2 separate regions of the Homo sapiens genome follow, and region 1 is linked to region 2. A link is an interaction called in ENCODE POLR2A ChIA-PET data of the cell type or tissue named here. Cell type or tissue: GM12878. All regions are shown on one strand. Links, peaks and the distances in the headings refer to the core of each region. The heading gives the core; the rest is flanking DNA.

Region 1 (2,904 bases), core at 302-2,801, 72 kb before region 2:
CACAGAGATCAGAAGAGCAACAAGATCTCCAGGCCAGGGCAGAGGTCCCCGCCCTGGATGCTGGTGACACTTCCCCTGGGCGGGAGGGGCTGGGAGCATGCAGATCTCAGCCCTGAACAGCCTGTCCTCTCGCCTCGAGGTTCTTGGTAGGCTGGGAACAGCCTGTCCTGCTGAGCTTCCTGTCACCTCTCTAGCTGCCCACACGCCGCACAGCTGCCACCGCCGGCCCTGGCCCGGGAGAGGGGGGTCTCTGGGGATCTTAGCAGGCCATGGTGGGGGTGTCTTGGGGCCAGCCTGAACTGAAAGACCATCACAGCTTGCAAGCCACCTCCCTGCTCTGTTGCTGGCTCTCCTTGAAGACAAGTGTTTTTCAATTAACCAAAGCGGTGCATGGCAATGTGATAGGGGAATGAAACACAGCAACAGAATCAATGCCCCACGCTGGGCAATAGCCGACTTTCTGTTCGCTCCCATCCCTTCCTTCCCTCCCCGCCTCCTTCCCCTGCTCCTTCCATTCCACAAACATTTATTGAGCACCCGCTGTGTGCCAGCCACTGTTCTAGGCCCTGAAGACACAGAAGTGAACAAAAAAAAAGAGTCCCTGTGCACATCCTGGAGGGACTTTCCCCGTGTGTGTGTGTGTGTGTGTGTGTGTGTGTCTATACAGTGTATGGAGACAGTGGATAATAAAAGCTGTTTATGAGGCACTTTCTCTGAGCTGTTCCATGTGCTTCACTTATACTCATTCAGCTAATCCTCAGGACACCCCCGTGAAGTCAGTGATATTAGTCACAGAGGCCCAGAGAAGTGAAGTGACTTGCCCAAGGTCACACAGCCAGCAAGAGGCCAAGCCCGGATTGAACCCCAGCCGCCTGGCTCTGGAGCCTGCAGCATAACCACAGCAGGGAACTGCCACCGGAGACAGACATCGACAGCCACTAGGAGATGTTAACCAACAGGCTTGTCTTCACGGCACGGCCCCCGCTTCACCAGCTGCACTGTTTGATGAGCTTTGCAGGTCCCAGATCTTATAAGCTCATGGTGATTGATCCAAATGATGCAGAGGTCGGCCTAAAGTTAGAAGTGGGCCCCTCTCTGCCCCAAGACAGCCCTTCACCCCAATTCCATTCCCACAGTTTGGGCATCCACCCAGGCTGCCAAGCCAAGCGGGGGCTGCCCGGGTTAGCAGGGACCTGGCCATGGGCCTCCTCAGCTAGGGGCCGCCTCTCTGAGGAGTGGGTGCCCCGCCCCTCCGTGGGCCGCCTGGTTTCTCTTATTGGCAGCGTCTGTAGTCCCCTGGCTCTGTCACCCGCAGCTATTCTAGGCCTCTGGTTCCTTTCACTTTCTGCTCTGCGTCTTCCTGCCTCGGTGGTTCCCCACCATCCAGCCTGAGACCTCCCCGTTGCCCGCCCTGGGTTTCTGTCTGCTCCTCTCCGTGGTGGCCGGCCCTGGCTCTGCCCCAAAGCCATGGAGAAGGCCAAATGCAGGCTGTAGAAAGGTCTGGGATCAGATCCCCCCATCCTTCCATGGCCACGTGACCGGGCCCGCCTCTTCCCTCTGAGCCTCACATCCTCATCTGAAGAGGGAATGCTGCTCATGCCCACCTTGCGGGGATGTGGGGAGGGGGTGCTGCCAGTGGAGACTCCCAGGGGACCCTCCAGGAGTCTCATCCTGACTCGAGACTGGGCACCTGGTGGGGGCACAGGCCCCCTCTCCCGCCATGGGACCGCCACATCCAGGCTCTCGTGGGTTGAGATGCTGAGGAAAGGAAAGAACAAAACCTGCTGGAGGAGCAGCGAACACGGCCCTCAGCTGGGTGACCTTGGGCAAGTCACTTCCCCTCTCTGGGCCTCAGTTTCCATATCTGTGAATGAGGCAGCTGGACTGAAGAATAGAGAGTCACAAAGCAGAGTGACACAAACTGGGCTACAGGAAACCCTGGAGGCCCTCGACCCAGGCTGGGGCCGGGGATGGTTCTGCAAAGCCTCTTGGGAGAGGGTTGCCTGAGCTGAGTCTCCAAACAGAACAGTGGCCTTAAGTCACGGGAGATGAGCCAGAGCAGTCCAGAGGGCACGGTCAGCACATGCTAAGGTCCTGGGGCACAGAGTACAGGGCTTGAGAAGGGTTCCTCTTGCTCCATGTGACTTTCATCATCCAACAGCCTGTGGTGGCACTTGCCTGTATCCCAGCTATCTAGGAGGCTGAGGTGGGAGGATTGCTTGAGTCTGAGAGGTCGGGCTTGTTCTCCCGGTGTTGGCAGAGTCCAGAGGGAGCAAGTGGAAGCCACAGGTGTCTTGAGGCCTAGGCTGAGATCTAGCACATCACCGCGTCACTTCATCCCTTCATTTCATCCTATTGGCCAAAGCAGCCCAATTCTAGGGATGGGGATCTAGACTCAACTTCTTGATGGGAGAAGTAGCAAAGTCACACTGCCAAGGGCAGGGACACAGGGAGGGATGAAGAGTTAGGAATGGTTTTTCTTTTTCTTTTCTTTCTTTCTTTTTTTTTTTTTTTTTTTTGAAACAGTCTTGCTTTGTCACCCAGGCTGGAGTGCATTGTCGTAAGCTCACTGCAACCTCCACCTCCCGGGTTCAATCTATTCTCCTTCCTCAGCCTCCCAAGTAGCTGGGACTACGGGTGCCTGCCACCACGCCTGGCTAATTTTTGTATTTTTAGTAGAGGCAGGGTTTCACCATGTTGGCCAGGCTGGTCTCGAACTTCTGTCTTCAAATGAATTGCTCACCACAGCCTTCCAAAGTGTTGAGATTACAGGCGTGAGCCACTGCGCCTGGCAGGGCTGGTTTTTCAATCACTCTGATGAACTCCCCAACAATCATCCCTTGTCAATTAAGTTCCAGGCCAATCAAGGTGGCTCACACCTGTAATCCCAACACTTTGGGAGGC
Region 2 (2,904 bases), core at 179-2,678:
TGACACTCCCAGGGGGCTCCTCATCAAAGGGGAGGCCTACAGTAAACAAATAATTACACAAATAAATATAGAAAATGAACTGTCACTTGGGGAGGCGTGGGTCTTGGAGTGGGGTTTTGAGGTGTGAATAGGAGTTCACAAAGCCTCAGAGGAAGGGGAAGGACTACGTTATTCATAAAAATCTCACTGGAAATGAAAAACACTTTGAGGGTTCCGCTGTCTGTTGTCAGACTACCCAAATACCATTGCCAGGAAATTCCAGCAGGCCCACACAGCAGAGCGGTCCAGGGCCAAATAACTTCAAAAAGTAAAATTAGAAAAGCCTCTCTGAAAAGTAGCTGTACACCTAAAGTCTATGTTTAATGTGGCCCATAGATGTGTTTTGTAGGTTTGCTCTGATGTGGATTGGGGTCCCCCAAGCAGTTGTACCAGTCACACCTCTGAGCTCCTAAAGCAGCTCTGGCAGCCAGGCAGGAAAACCATGGGCAGTTTCTTATAAAGTTAAACATTCACCTACGCTGAGACCCAGCAGTCCCACTCTCAGGTATTTACCCAAGAGCAAAGAAAGCATGTGCCCATCAAGATCTGTGCACAGATATTCATAGGAGCTCTGCTCCTAATAATCCCAAACTGGGAAACGTCCCAAATATCCATCAACAGTGAGAATGGATAAACAAATTGAGGTACCTCCATACAATGGGACACTGCTCCCCAATAAAACATTGCAAACCATTGCACACACCACGTCATGCACCGCTCTCGCACGTGTTGTGTTGTGTGAAACAAACCAGACAAGAAGGGACGCATCCCAAGTGACTGATTGGTTTATGTACAGTTTAAGAACAGGCAAATCTCACTGCTATTTATAGATGGCACAGCAGTGGTTACCTCTGCTAGTGGGGCCGGGGGTCGCTTGTGTACTGGGAAGGGGCTCCAGGGAACCTTCTGGAGGCTGAGGGTGCCCTTGATCCTGATTTGAGTGGTGACTATATAGGTATAAAAAATGATCAAGCTGGACACTTAAAGTCAACATAGTTTATGCACTTTCACGTGTAAACATTATTCCTTAAGAAAATAAAAACAGCACCAGTGGCTCCCCCCTTCCCTGCAGACTCCCCCGACACCACCACCTCCTTCTTCGCCTTGCATCGGTACGATAAGGCACTTGCTTGACGGGAAAGAGAAACTCAGCTGCCAGCTGGGGTTCATTTGCACTTTCCCCCGCCTGGTCTGCGGTCTGGCTGTGCAGCTAGCCGCTCTGACGGGGAGGAGGGGCCCAAAGCCACTGCCTGCCGCCTGGGCAGGGGAGAGGGGCACGTGAGGCTCATGGCAGAGGCACAGCCAGCTTCTTGCATGTGCCCTCCCCGGGGAATGTCTGCAGAGCCCAAGACTGCCACGCCGTGGGCACAGCCCTGGCAACAAACAGCCACTTACCCAGTCACCATGCTCTACTTCTCAGCTGCAGCCCCACGGCCTGGACTCGCTTGCCCAGGCCCCCCAGCCACAAATCCTGGGCCCCTCCCTGAAACCTCCAGACACAAACTCACTTCAGGCTGGGGCCTTGGTTTCCCCATCTGGAAAAGGGGTGAAAAGCCCCATCTTTCCAGTGTAGCAGTCGAGGCATTTGCAGCAGGTGTTTGTGCTCAGTGTATCGATGTAGGAGGCTCTCAAAAAGGATGTAGAAAACATGAATAGTTATGAGTCCTGTTTTAATAAAATTAGAATAAAAAATAAAAGCCAGGCAAGGTGTTGTGCGCCTATAATCCCAGCTACTCATGAGGCTGAGGCGGGAGGATCACTTGAGCCCAGTTCAAGCCCAGCCTGGGCAGCATGATGAAACCCAATCTCTACACAAAATACAAAACATAGCTGAGCGTACTCCCTAGCTACTAGGGAAGCTGAGGTGGGAAGATTGCTTGAGCCCATGAGTTTGAGGCTGCAGTAAGCTTTGATCACACAAGTGCACTCTAGCCTGGGTTACAAAAAATAAAATAGGCCAGGCACAGCGGCTCACAGCTATAATCCCAGCTCTTTGTGAGGCTGAGGTGGGAGGATCACTTAAGCTCAGGAGTTTGAGACCAGTCTGGGCAACACAGCAAGACCCCATCTCTACAAAAAAATTTTTAAAAAATTAGCTAGGCATGGTGGCGTGTGCCTGTAGTCCCAGATACTCAGGAGCTTGAGGTGGAAGGATCACTGGAGCCCAGGAGTTCAAGGCTGCAGTGAGCTATGATTGCACCATTGCACTCCAGCCTGGGTGACAGAAAGACCCTGTCTTTAAAAAACAAACAAACAAACAAAAAGAGTGAAAGATAAACAAATAATTAAATTTAAAAATAAATAGAACTAGAAGAGGAAGCCCAAACTATTTCTGAATGTGTTCATCTGAGAAGAGGGCAAAATGTAAAATACACACCAATTGTTTCACCATTATTTTCCCCCGAAGTTCGGATTAAAGAAAGGGAGGGGATTAGCGCTTCAACACACCTCCCTTTGTCCTGGGTGTCGTGCTTCAGCATGTGTGGATGGTAGCTTTGTGGTTAAAAAAAAAAAAGAAGAAGAAATGAGAGCAAAAAGTACTTTGAGAACTCTTTGTAGCTGTCACGTCCCCAGACCCTGTGGTGAGAACCTCCAGGGACACCTGTGAACATGCATGTTCCCAGGCCCAGCCTCAGGGGTCTGCACGTTTAAGAAATGGATGCACTTGTCTAATGATGAGGGCAATGGTGCCGGACACTGCCCACGTGTCTGCTCTCTAGGACAAGCCCTTGAGACAAGTATCATTATCCCGTTTAAAGACGAGAAAACTGGCAGGGTGTGGTGGCTCACTCCTGTAATCCCAGCACTTTGGGAGGCCGAGGTGGGTGGATCACCTGAGGTCAGGAGTTCAAGACCAGACTGGCC

Evidence for each region. Peaks named below come from ENCODE experiments on the same cell type or tissue, not always from the same donor. Only the 100,000 strongest peaks of a DNase experiment are listed, where the experiment ranks them.
Region 1: POLR2A ChIA-PET joins it to region 2 with 12 read pairs; 5 of 35 experiments call an interaction of 5 or more read pairs at or near these places.

Annotation. Positions count from the first base shown.
Region 1 is chr16:11,224,258-11,227,161 of GRCh38, forward strand. LOC107984859 (a long non-coding RNA gene) reads left to right here. Exons shown (of 4, transcript XR_007064984.1): 4 at 1-707. Among named protein-coding and RNA genes, the nearest start is that of SOCS1, 30 kb to the right of the region's middle. RefSeq lists enhancers at 198-247, 728-807, 1,238-1,797. In GM12878, for the core only: no CTCF peak of the experiment used is centred there; DNase peaks (open chromatin) are centred at 751 and 1,334; H3K4me3 peaks cover 726 bases; H3K27ac peaks cover 1,944 bases.
Region 2 is chr16:11,296,487-11,299,390 of GRCh38, forward strand. All of the region lies in intron 1 of LOC105371082 (a long non-coding RNA gene), which reads left to right. Among named protein-coding and RNA genes, the nearest start is that of MIR548H2, 8.6 kb to the right of the region's middle. RefSeq lists enhancers at 997-1,176, 1,308-1,991, 2,445-2,494. In GM12878, for the core only: a CTCF peak has its summit at 1,394; DNase peaks (open chromatin) are centred at 558, 793, 1,265 and 2,555; H3K4me3 peaks cover 917 bases; H3K27ac peaks cover 2,338 bases.